2 separate regions of the Mus musculus genome follow, and region 1 is linked to region 2. A link is a loop called in an ENCODE intact Hi-C map of the cell type or tissue named here. Cell type or tissue: heart. All regions are shown on one strand. Each heading gives the region's core, and the rest is flanking DNA. Links, peaks and the distances in the headings are about the cores only.

Region 1 (8,356 bases), core at 283-8,282, 49 kb after region 2:
TACTTTCGGTGGAGTCCCAGAACCAAGATGTCTGCCGCTGATACTCAGGCAAAGCCCCAAAATAGGATGTTCTTACCTTCACTGAATAGAAGAAAAAATGCACTGTCCCTAGAAGCTTTGCAGGTGTCAGGTTAGGATCTTTTTGCATTTTGCATTTTCTTTGACTATTGTGTCAATGTTTTCTATGGTGTCTTCTGTGCTTGAGATTCTCTCTTCTATCTCTTGTATTCTGTTGGTGATGTCTGCATCTATGACTCCTGATCTCTTTCCTAGGTTTTCTATCTCTAGGGTTCTTTCCTTTTGTGATTTCTTTATTGTCACTATTTACATTTTTAGATCCAGTTCTGTCTTGGATAGTTTTATTCATTTATTTATTTATTCGTTTATTATTTCTTTGCCTGTTTGTATTTTCCTGTAATTCTTTAAGTGATTTTTGTGTTTTGTCTTTAAGGGACTGTGTTTAGCTGTCTCTAGTGAGACTATGCCAGGGCCTAGCAAACACATAAGTAGATGCTCACAGTCAGCTATTGGATGGATCACAGGGCCCCCAATGGAGGAGCTAGAGAAAATACCCAAGGAGCTAAAGGGATCTGCAACCCTATAGGTGGAACAACATTATGAACTAACCAGTACCCCAGAGCTCTTGACTCTAGCTGCATATGTATCAAAAGATGGCCTAATCAGCCATCACTGGAAAGAGAGGACTTGCAAACTTTATATGCGCCAGTACAGGGGTACACCAGGGCCAAAAAGTGGGAGTGGGTGGGTAGGGGAGTGGGGGGGATGGTATGGAGGACTTTTAGGATAGCATTGGAAATGTAAATGAGGAAAATACCTAATTAAAAAAAAACAAAAAAAAACATAAAAAAAAGAAAAAGAAAATACATTGCTACAGAGAAAAAAAGATAATGAAGACGGTGACGTTTTATACATGTGTAGTTTATGTAACTTTTTGGTCATTAAAAGGGAAGTGATAAACTAAGATAAGGTGATGTGAATGAGTGACATATGTATGTGTTCATACGTGTCTCTGTGTGTATACATGTGTTTTGAGAGAAAGTGATGTAATACCTTTCTTTGTGCAAAACATTAAATATCTAACTCTTATATACTAGTGAAATATACTGAAAAAATATATTCTTCATTGCCTTTTGATAAATATGCATGCAAGCATATGTGTCACAAGCCCACTCAATGATCCCTCCCGAACAAAAGGATAATAAAAACCACATTTACTCTGAAAAAAAAAAAGGGTTGGGGGACTGTGTTTACCTGTGTTCTCCTGTATTTCTTTAAGGGAGTTATTTATGTCCTTCTTAAAATCCCTATCACCATTATGAGAAGTGATTTTAGATCCAAATCTTGCTTTTCTGGTATGATGCTGTATCTTGGACTTGCTATGGTAGGAGAATTGGGTTCTGATGATGCCAGTAGCCTTGGTTTCTGTTGCTTATGTTCTTTCACTTGCCTCCCACCATCTGGTCATTACTATATCTACCTGCCCTTGCTATATCTGACTGGAACCTGTCCTTCCTGTGATTCTGCTTGTGTCAAAATTCCTCAGAGTCCAGATGATTCTGTGATCCTGTGATTCTGGGATCCTGGGATCCTGTAATCCTGGTATCCTGGATGTGTCAGAGCTCCTTGGAATAAAGCTGCCTCTGGGATCCTGAAATACTGATTTGACCAAGCCCTTGGGATCCTGGGATCCTGGTGTCCGAGGATCCTAGGCATGTTACAGTGTAGCTTCTTCTGTGTGTTGTCGTACTGGCTGCAGAGTTTGCACCCAAGGTCTGCTCAGGGCTGTAGCCTTGGTTTCTATTGCTTATGTTTTTGCCCTTGCCTCTTGCCATCCTGTTATCTCTGGTGTTAGCTGCTTTTGCTGTCTCTGACTGTGGCTTGTCCTGTGTGTCAGTACACCTGCCAAACCAGTTCTCTCTGGGAGGAATCTGGGTATGAAGAGCTGTGGCACAGGATCAGCTCCAGAATGAAGACAGAACCCGGAATGATCCTTTCCTTGTCCTTTCCTTGGTTCCTGTGCCCTGATGGCTCTGGGTGGGTCCCTCTTGGACCAGGAATTTGATTAGAAGTGGTGGTCTCATGTGTGCTCTCAGGTGTGTGAGCCCTCTTGGGAGACCAGCCCTGTGTATGGAGAGCTCTGACACAGGGTCAGCTCCAGGCACAGATCTTTAAGAATATTTTTTAAATTTAAATTTAAATTATTTATTTATGCCAATTTAAATTAATTTTAATTATGTATTCATGAGTGTTTGGACTGCATATTCTTGTAAATAAATTTTCCAAGTACTTTATAGATATATTTATATATAACTTATGTATACATATTTTCCTTGAAGATCTATGCTACAGGTTTAACTTTGCTTTCTCAAACTAAACTTATTATTTTGTCATTTAATAAAATTCAAGCATGATATCTCTTGAACAATTGATATGAACATTCTCAAGTACATGAGATAAAGTAAGAAAATACAGCATGAAAATTAAATGCCAGTATCAGGAAGAGGGAGTGGGTGGATTGGTGAGCAGGGGGAGGGGGGATGGATAGGGGGTTTTCAGAGGGGAAACCAAGAAAGGGGATAATATTTGAAATGTAAATAAAGAAAAATCTAATCAAAAATATTTTCTCTCAGTCCCCATCACTTACTATGTAAACCACACTAACTCTTTATTCATTTCAAACTGTTGATTCAAGATCAAGAAGAAGAGAAATAGGAGAAGGAGAAGGAGAAAGAAAGAGAATATTTTAAAATTAATTAATTAATTTTTTTTACCTATTCATTTTACATCCTGTTCAATGCCCCCTCTTCTTCACACCCTCCCACAATACTTTTCTCCCTTCTTCTCCTCTGAGCAGGTTGGTCCATCCCTGGACATCCCTACAACCTGAAACATCAAGTATCTGCCAGGCTAGTTGTATACTCTCTCACTGAGATGAGATAAAGTAGTCCAGCTAAAAGAACACATTCCATGTACAGGCAACAGCTTTTGGTATAGCCCCATTCTAGTTGTTCGGGACCCACATGAAGAGCAAACTGCACATCTGTACATATGTGCAGGGAGGCCTAGGTCCAGCCTGTGTATGTTCTTTGGTTGGTGGTTCAGTCTCTGAGAGTTCCAAAAGTCTAGGCTATTTGACTCTGTTGGTTTTCCTCTGGAGCTCCTATCCCCTTCAGGCCTGCATGTCTTCCTCCTACTTTTACTTGTGAGTTTCCAAGCTCCATCCACTGTTTGGCTGTGGGTCTCTGCATCTGTCTGAGTAAGTTGCTGGGTAGAGCCTCTCAGAGGAAAGCCATGCTAGACTCCTATCTGTGAGTATAAGAGTATAATAATGTCAGGGACTAGTGCTGTCCATAGGATGGATCTCAAGTTGGGCCAGTTAATTGGTTGGCCATTCCATCAGTCTCTGCTCCATCCACCTTCACTGTATGTCTTCTAGACAGAACACATTTTTCATCAAAAGATTTGTTGGTAGATTGGTTTCTCTATTACTCCATTGGGGTTCTTACCTGGCTATAGGAAGTGGCCTTATCAGGTTCCTTATTCCCAATGCTATGAGTCACAGTTAAGGCCACCCTGATTGATTGGGGAGTCTCCCTTATCCCATGTCTCTGTCTTGTCCTGGAGATGTCTTCCCCACCCCTGTCAGTTGCAGATTTCCATTCATTTTCATGGCTATCTGGCCATCTCTCCTGTTTCTCCACACTCAAGATCCCAAACACCCCCATTTCCCACCCCATCCCCTCTCCAACACAATTCCTTGCCTCCATCTAACTCTATGACTGTTTTATTTCCCTGTCAATGTGAGATTCGGGCATCCTTGCATGGGCCTTCCTTCTTATTTAGCTTCTTATGGTCTGTGGAGTACAGTGTGGGTATACTCTATTTTGGCAAATATCCACTTACAAGTAAGTACATAACATGCATGTCATTTTGGGTCTGGGTTACCTCACTTAGGGTGATATTCTAAAGTTCCACCCATTTCCCTGAAAAGTTAAGGATGTCTTTGTTTTTGACTGGCTGAATAGTATTCCATTGTGTAGCTGTACCTCATTTTCTTTATCCATTCTTCAGTTGAAGAACATCTAGGTTGTTTACAGTTTCTGAATATTACAAATAAAGCTTCTATGAACATATTTGAGCAACTTTCCCTGTTGAATAGTAAAACATTTTTTGGGTATATGCCCAGGAATGGTATGCCTGAGTTTTGAGATAGAAACCACCAAATTGATTTCCAAACTTGTACAAGTTTATATTTCCACCAGCACTGGTGGAGTGTTCTTCTTATTCCATATCTTCTCCAGCATGTCTTATCATTTGAGTTTTGACCTTAGACATTCTGACAAGTGTAAGAAGGAAGATCGGAGTCATTTTGATTTGCATTTGATTTGCATCCCGTAAGGATGTTGAACATTTCTTTAAGTGCTTCTAGGCCATTTGAGATTCCTCTGCTAGAAATTCTCTGTTTAGTTCTGTACTTTATTTTTAATTGGGTTATTTGGGTTGTTGGTATCTAATTTCTTGAGTTCTTTGTATATATTAGATATTAGCCCCATATCAGATGTAGGATTGGTAAAGAGCTTTTCCCAATCTGAAGGTTGCTGTTTGGTCCTAATGACAGTGTCGTTTTCCTTACAGAAGTTTTTCAGTTTCATGAGGTCCCATTTATCAATTCTTGATCTTACAGCATAAGCCACTGGTGTTCTGTTCAGAAACTTGTCTCCTATACCAATAAGTTTAATACCATTCCCCACTTTCTGTTCTATTGGATTTAGTGTATCCAGCTGTATGTTGAGGTCCTTGATCCATTTGGACTTGAGATTTGTGCATGGCAATAAGTATGGATCTGTTTGCGTTCTTGTATATGCTGTCATCCAGTTAGATCAGACTATTTGTTGAAGTTGTTTGATTTTTTTCCCTGGTATGTCTTTGCCTTCTTTGAAAAAACAAGTGTCTGTGGGTGTGTGGGTTTATTTCAGTGTCTTCAATTTGATTCTATTAATCAACCTATCTGTTTCTATAGCAATACCATGCAGTTTTTATTACCATTGCTCTGTAGTACAGCTTGACTTCAGGGATGGTGACACCTCCAGAAGATCTTTTATTGTTCAGAATTGTTTTAGCTACCCTGGGTATTTTTGTTTTTCCATAAGAAGGTGAGAATTGCTCTGTCGATGACTGTAAAGAATTGTGTTGGAATTTTGGTAGGAATTATATTGCATTTGTAAATTGCTTTGGTAAGATGGCTATTTTCTACAATGTTAATCCTACTGATCCATGAGCATGAGAGATCTTAATATCTTCTGATATCTCCCTCAAATTCTTTCTTCAGTGATTTGAAGTTCTTATCATATAGTTCTTTCTCTTGCTCGGTTAGAGTTCTCAGACTAATTATTATTTGTATAAATAAGGGATCCTGAATTTTTTTAGTTAATTTTATATCCAGGGATTTTGCTCAAAGTATTTATCAGGTGTAGGAGCTCTCTGGTAGAATTTTTGGGTCACTTATATTATACTATCATATCATCTGCAAGTAATGATTCTTTGACTTCTTCCTTTATGACTTATATCCCCTTGACCTGTTTTAATTGTTTTATTGCTGTAGCTAGGACTTCAAGTACTATATTGAATAGACAGGGAGAGTGTGGTCAGCCTTGTCTTGTCACTGATTATAATGGAATTGCTTTAAGTTTCTCACCATTTAATTTGATTTTGTCTATTGGCTTGTTTTACATTGCTTTTATTATGTTTAGGTATGTGTCTTGTAATCCTGATGTCTCTAAGACTTTTAACATGAAGGGGTATTGGATTTTGTAAAAGTCTTTTTCAGGATCTCTTGAGATGATCATGTTTATGTTTTAATTCTGTTTATATGGTGGGTTACATTGATGGATTTTTGTATATTGAATTATGTCTGCATCACTGGGATGAAGCCTTTCTCATGGTGGATGAAGTTTTTGATATGTTCCTGGATTTAGTTTGAGAGTATTTTATGGAGTATTTTTGCAAGAATGTTCATAAGTGAAATTGGTCTGAATTTCTCTTTCTTTGTTGACTCTGTGTGTGGTTTAGGTATCAGGGTGACTGTAGTCTCATAGAATGAGTTTTGCAGTGTTTTTTTCTGTTTCTATTTTCTGGAACAGTTTGAGGAGTATTGGTATTAGCTCTTCTTTGAATGTCTAGTATTTTTCTGCACTAAACCCATCTGGCTCTTGTATTATTTAATGGGACATTTTAATGACTGCTTCTATTTCCTTAGGGGTTATACATCTGTTTAAATATTTTATCTAATCTTAATTTAAGTTTAGTAAGAGGTATCTGTCTAAAAAATCATCTGTTTAGTTAAGACTTTCCAATTTTGTGGAGTACAGGCTTTTGAAATAAGACCTAATAATTCTTTTGATTTTTTTACATTATTTCTTTTTATCACTCAATTCTCATTTCTCATCTTGATTACTTGGATAATGTCTCTCTGTCAAGTAGTTACCTTGGCTTGAGGTTTGTCTACCTTGCTGATTTTCTCAACAAACCACCTCTTGGTTTCATTGATACATATATTGTTTTATTAATTTCTAACTGATTGATTTCAGCCCTAATTTTGATTATTTCCTGTATTCTTTTATCTAGAGCTTTTAAGCGTACTTTTAAATTGCTGATATGAGTATTTTCTCGTTTCTTTATGAAGATACTTACTGCTATGAACATTTCTCTCAATGCTGTTTTCATTTTGTCCCATAAATTTGGGTATGTTGTGCCTTTTGTTGAATTCTAGAAAGTCTTTAACACTTTTATTTATTTATTCTATGACCCAGAGATCATTGAATAGAGTATTGTTCAGTTTCCATGAGTGTGTAGGCTTTCTGTTGTTTCAGTTTTTGTTGTTGCAGCCCAGCTTTCATTCTGCACTAGAAACAATGACTTCTTCTAGGTCATGTCCAAAGATCTCAAATTCAATGTGTTAATACTAATGAAATATTTATTGTCTTTTAGAATTCCCCACAATTTGAATGTTAGAATTTGAGCCATTGCTTTTTATTTATGAAACACAATTTAAAAATATTTAATTTTATGAGCATGTATAATCTGTTTGCATGCCTATATGAGCGATATGTGCACTCCTGGTGGTTGCAGATGGCAGAAAGGGGCATCAGGTCTCTTGGAATTTTGAGTTACAGATATGAAAAAACAAACACAATTATTTTAATAGGTACATGTGTTATGGTTTGAATAATCCATTATCATTCCTTATAGTAGCAGGTGATATTCAAATGTAATTTTTATATAATGACATGTTAATAAATATTTGTTAGCATGTCTTGGAATAGCAAACACAATTAAACATCACTATATTTTCTTACATAGGTGTATTTACAATATGTCTACTCCAGAGGGGTGTAATTGTATTCAGTTTTTAATCCTATATTAAAAATTATTTAATTCAGTATTAATTATGTATATGTATCTGTTTGTGTATCGGGTGACTGTAGTACCTGCAGTGCCCAGATGAGTACAACAGTTTTAAAACCTGCAAAAATAGGATAATAGTTGAACATACTGAGCACAAAGCATCCAGAAGAGGACAAAATAGCCTGCAGTATTCACAAACGCAAGAAGCATGTGATATCTTCTGATGCAATACTCAGAGCATCTAAAAGTGGAAGAAAACTTCCTATGGACTGCTGCAGCCAAAAGAGGGCAATAGAGCCCCAGGAAGTACCCAAAGCATCTGGAAGAGGATGATAGTGTCCCATTCAGTACCTAAGCATCCAAAAGGTGATAAGTTCCAATGCAGTATTCAAAACACCCAGAAGAGGGGGATAGAGTCCCGTGTAGCACCCAAAGCCTCAGCAAGAGGGTAATAGAGTTCCATGGAAAATCAAAACACCCCAAGAAAGGCTGTAGCTTCTTGGCCTGAGGAGGACAATAAATCAGTACCAAAGACATATTCAAGAAGGTGAAAGGACTCCTGTCTTCTGATTAATTAAAAAACAGGACACCTTCTGACTCTTAAGCCATTCTTGCAACAAAGCCTCACATACTAAAATATATATCATAGAACGTTTAAATCACATCCTGAATATAGTGTGCATAATATTATGGATAATTTATTCAGTCTACTAATGAGACATTACTGAAATATGTAGTTATTCTCCATTAAAATTATTTCTTTTGGTATTATTCACTAGTTTGGTTTTTGTTGCAGTTTTGATTTGTTATTTTGTTTTGAAATACATTCTCATTATTTACCCATGGTTATCCTTGAACTCAAAATATAGACCAGGGTGGCCTCAAACTCAGAAATACATCGATCTCTGCTTCATTAGCCCTGGAATAACAG
Region 2 (8,356 bases), core at 86-8,085:
CTTTACCAATCCTACATTCGATAGAGTGCTAATATCCGAAATATACAAATAATTCTAAAGTTAGACTCCAGAGGACCAAATAACCCTATTTTAAATGGAGTACAGACATGAAGAGAGAATTCTCAACTAAGGAATATTGAATGGACAAGAAGCACCTAAACAAATGTTCACCATCTTTAGTTATCAGGAAAATGCAAATCAAAACAACCCTGAGATTCCACTACAGACCAGTCAGAATGACTAAGATCAAGAACTCAGGTGGCAGCAGATGCTGGCAAAGATGTGGAGAAAGAGGAACACTCATCTGTTGTTGGTGGAATTATAAGGAGGTATAACTAATCTGGTGGTATAACTGGTCTGGTGGTTCTTCACAAAATTGGACATGAGGATCTAGCTATACCACTCCTGAACATACACCCAAAAGATGCTCCAACATATAACAAGGACACATACTCCACTATATTTATAATAGATTTATTTATTTATTTATAATAATTTTTATTAGATATTTTCTTCATTTACAACTCAAATGCTATCCTAAAAGTCCCTTATATCCTCCCCCCACCAAGTAGCCTTATTTATAATAGGCAGAACCTGGAAAGTGCCCTGATGTCCTTCTACAGACAAATAGAGAAAATATGGTCCATTTACACAATGGAGAACTACTCAGCTATTAAAAACAAAGACTTCATGAAATTCTTAGGCAAATGAATGGAACAAAAAAGTATCATCCTTATTGAGGTAACCCAGTCACAAAAGAAAACATATAGTATGCACTCAATGGTAAGTGGATATTAACCCAAAATCTCGGAATACCCAAGATACAATTCACAGACCATATGAAGCTCAAGAAGAAGACTAAAGTATGGATGCTTCAGACCATCTTAGAAGGGAGAACAAAATATTCTTGGAAGGTAGAGGATAGGAGGGACTTGGAAGGAAGAGAGGAGAAGGAGAGGGACTGGGGTGTAAGAACAAGTGTGCTAGGAGACAGGGACGATTTTACAGAGGGTCAGGAATTTGAACAGAGGTGTGTAGCAATGAATGATGGGAAACAGGGATAGCCATCAGGAAGTCCCAGATGCCAGTAAATTAAGAGGCTCCCAGGTCCCAACTTGGATGCCATTAGCTGAAATGCCCAAAAAAGGGGAGGATGAACATGTAGAGACCATATCCAGAAGTTAAGCAAGACCCCAGGTTGGGGGACGTAGTCACCCACTCATATCCAAATTTTTAACCCAGAATTGAACCTGTCTAAAAGAAGTATGGGAACAAAGTGTGGATCAGAGTCTGAAGGAAAGACCATCCATAGACTGCCCGACCTGGGGATCCATCACATACAGACACCAAACCCAGACCCTATTGGGGATGCCAAGAAGTGCTTGCTTACAGGAGCCTGATATGGTTGTCTCCTGAGGGGCTCTGACAGAGCCTTACAAATTCAGAGGCACACGTTTGCAGCCAACCATTGGATTGAGCATGGGGACCACAATACAGCAGTTAGAGAAGGTACTTGAAGGAGTTGAAGGGATGAACAGCCCCATAGGAGGAACAACAATATGAGATAACCAGTAACCCCAGAGCTCCCAGGGACTAAACCACCAACCACAGAGTACACATAGAGGGATCCATGGCTCCAGCAGCATATGTAGCAGAGGATGGCTTTGTTTGGCATCAATGGCAGGGAGGCCCTTGGACATCAGGGCACTTTCCAGGTTCTGGCTATTATAAATAAGGCTACTGGGTGGGGGGAGGATATAAGGGACATTTAGGATAGCATTTGAGTTGTAAATGACTCAATGCTCCAGTGTCAGGGAATGTCAGTGTGGTGAGGTGGGAATGGGTGGGTAGGAGCACCCTCAGAAAGAGATGGAGGAAGATGGGATAGGGGTTTTCCAGAGGTGAAGCCAGGAAAGGGGATAACATTTGAAATGTAAATAAATAAAATATCCAATTAAAAAAGAAGAAGAAAGGAGACAGACTTTTAGCCAAGTTCTACTCAAAGGTCAGACATCAAAGAGTTCTAAGCTTGGCCATGACTTCAATAACAGCATCCGTTGTGTCAGTATTTTGTATGTTTTAACTCTGTCCTTTGAAGCACCTACATTTTCCATTCTTTCTTCACTTTTCTGAGGTAGACAAAATGTGTGGATTAGGAATTTAATTGGTAAATTACTGAAAATGGAAACAAATATGTATGTATCACACATGTATATATGTATCATACATGTATAAATTGGAATATATAAATCTGAATGTAAAATATAGCTATACTTACATTACACATAAATATATATCCACAGATAGAAAATATATAAAAACCCATATCCATATATAAAATATTTATGAATAAATACACAAGAACATAAGAAACATGTGTGTATGTGTGTGTATGTATGTGTGTGTGCATGTGTGTGTGTGTTTGTGTACATGCTTCAATATTAAAGTTCAAACAGACAGAGATAATCTTTAAGTTCCTTAGGAATAAATGTATGTTTTGACATGAGGCAGAATTTGTTTTTATCTTTCCAAGACTCCAGTTTAGGCTGTGTTGTATCACCTTTCTCTGTAATCAGGTAGAAGGGAGAGAAACTCACTTCACTTAATAAATAAGGAAGGAAAGCTTATATTTTAATAAAACTGTTGGAAATGTGGAAGAATGAACCTGAGTTTGTGCAAAATTGTAGGTAATTTTCCAGAAGGATACTCAATAAATAGGATTAATGTGTTGTTGTTACTGGGTCTGGAGGAGAAATGAGAAGGACTTTAATGAGTGCACATACAGTCTTAAGTAATTATCCACTTTGGAAGTATTAAATGACAGCTTTTTCTGGTTGATTTTCATTACATTTTCCCAACATTATCTGTATTCCAAATCACATTAGAATTCTGAAGGAAAGTAGAGATTTCACAAGAAATGAATGGATGAAAATAAATATGTTTGTAGGTCAGCCCAATCTTGTTCCAGTGGAACTGAGTTATCTCTTGAATAATCAAACACAGAGAAGAAGGAATGAATCAAGAAAAATATGTAAAAATATAATAAGGATCACATTTGTATGGGGTATACTAAAAAAGAAGAACATACATCAAGAACCTTTCTGAACATGGGATGGGTGAATATTTCTTATTTAAAGCCTTGGAACATTGACAACTAGTTTTGAGTCATGCATTTCGGTGAATATTTGCAAATCCATCCACAGGTCAAAGTTCTCAATGGAGAAAACGTTGAGAATTTCTCAGACACAAACATGAGAAAATTAGCAGCTGACTTTTCATTGCATAAATGATTTAGAGACACAGTTGTCAAAAAATACACTTATAGCAATCAGAAACAAAGGTGTGTGTATATATTATTGAATATATAAAGTAATGTTAGCAAAAGCAATGCTGATTACCAGGACATAGTATCAACAAATGTACCCACAAAACAATGGGAATTTTACATCATTAAAAATCTTCACATCTTGATGAAAATATCAAATTATAAAAATATTTAAAATCATGAATCTAAATTGCAAATTCCTGCCCAGAAAGGAAAACAGTACACTTCTTCACAAAGGTTTTTACAAGAATGCCCCAGAATGTTGTAGAACATTCTAGAACACTCTAGAATGTTCTAGAAATATATGTCCATTGATATTCAATTGTATAAAAAATTGTTAATATCCATATGGTAACCTGTGATCAAAGGGTCTGATTGATGGAAAATTTGTCATCATTAAAATAGCCTGAGTCAAATAAGTTCATTTCTTTAAAGTGTTCCAAATGAGAAACTTGGACTTTAGGGACATGGATATTTGTGTTTTCTGACAGCTAGCCCAAGTCCACAGAAGTCTAAAAGGTCAATTTCATGGCTTTACTCAAGTTAATCTTATTTCAAAAGTAGCAGAAAAACAGAATTGTCATCACAGATGTTTCCACCACCAGGATATGCTGGAATTTTACCACAGGCAATCCATGCCAATCTCAGGCCAATAATCAATACTATATAAGGTGGAGATGGTTCTGGGTCTCCCCATCACCTGCCCTTGGTCTCTGAACTCCTTCGGAAGGAGAGAATCCAGGCTCTACCATGGTGAAGTTCCTGCTAATTGCGCTTGCATTAGGTGTATCCTGTGCACATCATGAATCTCTTGATATCAGTCCCTCAGAGGTGTGTGCATTTGGGGATAAAGGGTCTGGGGTGTTTATGTACACTCTGTAGTTGGTTTGAGCATATATATCATATACTATAAATGGTATGGCATTACATATTATATGTGGTATATATAGCATATATACATTATCTGAATCCTATCTGTAATGCAGTCCTAGTGTATTTTCAACTCTTTGCATGTTTTCAATGACTTCTGTCTAGTATGAAAGAAGGTTAAGAAGAGAAAATTACAGATTGGACTTTGCATTGTTATTGATTGACAAAGTGTGAACTGTATCCTGTGTTCCATATTCTAGTGTGAATGAGTGATGACACAATCTCCTAATCTACTCTCTAGCAGAGAGACATCTGCATTTTACTTGGTCCAAGTTCATTTGTTGACTTATGGAATTGTTGTCATGTAGTAATTAGGACAAATGTTGCTGAATAAAAGGGAACAGATTGACTAACCAACTTTTGCAATGGTGTCTGTCCTATTTAGGTTAATGGGGACTGGCGCACCCTTTACATAGCTGCGGACAAGGTGGAGAAAGTAAAGATGAATGGAGACCTGAGAGCGTACTTTGAGCATATGGAGTGCAATGACGACTGTGGGACACTCAAAATCAAATTCCATGTCCAGTAAGTGACATTCACCTGATGCACATGGACAGGACTGAGAAACTGGGCACATGAATGTCTGTGAAATTTTCACTGACACTTGGGCCATGTGAAAAAATGGAATTGATCTCCTGGGCATATTTATTCTGAGTTGTGTCCTTGATTTAAGGAACACTGAATGCAATGTGTTCTACAGTTTTACAGGGTTGGGTAATTCTGGTTGAAACTAGTCATGAACAGGAAATGTGGGTAGAAAATGAGGACAGTGTCTTCCCCTGGAAGCCTGGATTTACTTTCCATGTCAATCATAACCCCAGAGTGTTGGTGTCAGTCTTCAGATGTGGGTTTATTTAAACAAATTAAACACTTCCCAAAGACAGTTAATACTACCACACAATAAGGAAATATGAGCAACCTGAAAGAGTAAATTCAGAAGCAAGTTTTTGATTTTTATTTCTGAAGGATGAATGGCAAGTGTCAGACACACACTGTTGTGGGAGAAAAACAAGAAGATGGGCGGTACACTACTGACTGTGAGTATGTAATCAATTAATGGGATGCATAATCTAATTGAGAGAGGGGGGGAGGGACAGAAAGACAGAGAGACAGAGAGAAATTTTGCAAGGTTTGACAAGGCCGCACAACTAAAGGGCCAGGATCCTTGAACAATTTCATCTGATAATTTTTGATGCAACTTCCAAAATCCTAACTAAACTTCCAGACATTTATGTTATCAGTTAAGGTGTATTATACACATTCATACAAAAGTATTATTAGAGACATTTTTGTGCCTATTATTTAAGTATAAATGACATTTAGAAGGCAGTCCCATAAAGCTACAGGACTGATTTCTTAAGGGTTTAATATATGGAAAACTATACATTTGCTACACACACACACACACACACACACACACAGACATACATAGACACATTTGTGGTTGTTTTTAAAATTTTTTTTGATACAGAGTTACTCTGCATAGCCCTGGCTGTCCTATAACTAGTTCTGCGACAAGGCTAGCCCCAGAGATCCTCCTGATTGCTGGGATTTGATGTTTGAGTCACCATCCCTGCTTCAGTGTGGTATTTTAATATTAGCGTTGTGTTCACTTTTTAAATAGGCTGTGGAGACATAAGGTAATTATGAACTTTTTTTTTCATTTTTTGAGACAGGGTTTCTCTATATAACCCTGGCTGTCCTAAAACCCACTTTGTAGACCAGGCTGGCCTTGAACTCAGAAATCTACCTGCCTCTGCCTCCCAAGTGCTGGGATCAAAGGCGTGTGCCAGCATTCCCGTCTAATTATGGACATTCTTTTTAAATTCAAAAAAATATTTTAATTAATGCAAGAGTGTCTCTACCACTTAGTAATTCTCATTTACAATTTTAAACCATTGTAAATGACATTTGTCAAATAATTGAAAAAGAAATAAAAATATCATAGATTTCATATGTAAAATAATAGTGAAACCTCCAATGATTCTACTGATTTCTAAGCTGATTCTCTTTTAATTGCAGACTCTGGTAGAAATTACTTCGAAGTTGTAATGAAGGAAGATGGCGCCCTTTTCTTTCACAACGTTAATGTGGATGAGAGCGGACAGGAGACAAATGTGATTTTAGTTGCTGGTGAGAGTGGTCCCTCTTGTAGGGTTTCTATCGATATGATAAGCACCATGACCAAAAGCAACTTGGGGAAGAAAGGGTTGATTTGGCTTAAGCTCCTATAACACAGTTCATTTTCAAAAAGAAGTCATTGCTTCTCAGCCATTCAAGTCTCCGTAGTTAAGAATTATTTGCTTAGTTTGTACCCCAGTTTTTGGCTAGGTTGTCTGGTTTTCTGGAGTCTAATATATGAGTTCTTTGTATGTTTTGGATATTAGCCCTCTATTGGATGTGTGGTTTGTGAAGATTCTTTCCCAATCTGTAGGTTGCTGTTTTTCCTACTAACAGTGTCCTTTGTCTTGAAGACACTTTTCAGTTTTATGAGGTTCCACTTGTCAATTGTTGATCTTAGAGCTGAGCCATTGGTTCAGAAAATTTTTTCCTGTGCCAATACCTTCCAAGCTATTTCCTACTTTTTCTTCTATTAGATTCAGTATATATGATTTTATGTGGAGGATTTTGATCCACCTGGACTTGTGCTTTGTACAGGGTGAGAAATATGTATCAATTTGTATTCTTCTTCATACAGACCACCAGGTAGGCCAGCACGATTTGCTGAAGATGCTCTCTTTTTTCTACTATATGGTAGTGTCTTCTTAGTCAACAATCAAGTGTCCATGTGTGTGTGTGTTGGGGGTATTTTGGGGTCTTCAATCCTATTCCAATTATTGACCCATCTGTCTCTGTACCAAACAGCCAAGAACTTGAAGGCAGGAACTGATGCACAGGGCATGGAGGAGTGCTGCTTACTGGCTTGCTCCCCAGGTCTTGTTCAGCATGCTTTCTCTTAGCACCCAGGACCATCTCCCCAGAGGTGGCACTACCCATAGTCTAGGCACCCTACCATCAAACACTAACAAAGAAAACTGTGCTGCTGAGTTTCCTACAGTGGGGTGGACACTTCCATATCAACTGTCAATCTAGAAAATGAGTCTACAAGGTTTCTCACAGAGCAGTCTGAGGGTAGCACTTTCTTAATTGAGGTTACCTCTTTCCAGATGACCTTGCTTTGTGTCATGATAATATATATATATATATATATATATATATATATATATATATATATAAACCCAACAATCTTGCTTTGTTTACCAAAGTTGTGAGGGGCAATGGAGGAAGCAGAGGCAATTTGGGGGCTTGGGCCTGGAGGCAGGGGACTGGAGGCTGGGTACTGGGTACTGGAATCTGGTAGTGAGGTTGGGTAAGTGGTGAGGTGGGGTGGTGTTGGAGTCGTAATTGATTCAGGTTCATGAGCCTGTTCAGCCTGATTTCACTGCTTATTTTGATAATTATCAATTATCCAAGGCACGGACTCCAGAATCTACACAGAAGTAAGGTAGAAGTCAGCATGGACAAACATTTAGTTCAAGTATTTCAAACACCAGGATTATGTACAGGCCTTTTTGGAAATAAATATACGGTCATATGGAAAGTACGAATAATTATAATAGTAGTAGTAGGAGTATTAATAGTGATGATGGCAATAACAACAATAACAATTCCACCACAAATAACGATATTATTCATTAGGGTGTGGACTATCATAGTTCAGCTTCATTAAATGTGTTCTTTTTACTTTAGAGATCTTAGGTTGATCAGAATGAGACTGATGGGGTGAGGGAGGGCCCACAAAGTAAGATGTTTCCATGCATCAATATCACACAACCCATTATAACTCCATCTGTTCTGAGCCACCCAGTACTGTAAGCTACACTTTTTCTTCCTTTCTGCTTTATGTGATGTAGGAAAAGGAGAGACCCTGAGCAAAGCACAGAAGCAGGAGCTTGGGAAGCTGGTCAAGGAATACAATATTCCAAAGGAGAATATCCAGCACTTGGCGCCCACAGGTAACAACATTGTGCTTCACACAGCAAACTAATGCACCTGAAGATATCCAGGATAATCATCATTTCAGTCGTCTAAATCAGATTT

The links. A loop is a pair of places that touch in the nucleus more often than their neighbours do. Peaks named below come from ENCODE experiments on the same cell type or tissue, not always from the same donor. Only the 100,000 strongest peaks of a DNase experiment are listed, where the experiment ranks them.
Region 1: it touches region 2 in a loop (3-fold over the local background); 8 of 42 quality-filtered maps call a loop at or near these places.

The regions. Positions count from the first base shown.
Region 1 is chrX:77,909,825-77,918,180 of GRCm38, forward strand. No RefSeq gene overlaps it. Among named protein-coding and RNA genes, the nearest start is that of 5430402E10Rik, 11 kb to the right of the region's middle. In heart, for the core only: no CTCF peak of the experiment used is centred there; no DNase peak of the experiment used is centred there.
Region 2 is chrX:77,860,738-77,869,093 of GRCm38, forward strand. It overlaps Gm14744 (predicted gene 14744), which reads left to right and starts at 4,021. Exons shown (of 7, transcript NM_001085544.1): 1 at 4,021-4,156; 2 at 4,641-4,780; 3 at 5,222-5,292; 4 at 6,278-6,388; 5 at 8,170-8,271. The coding sequence starts at 4,076. In heart, for the core only: no CTCF peak of the experiment used is centred there; no DNase peak of the experiment used is centred there.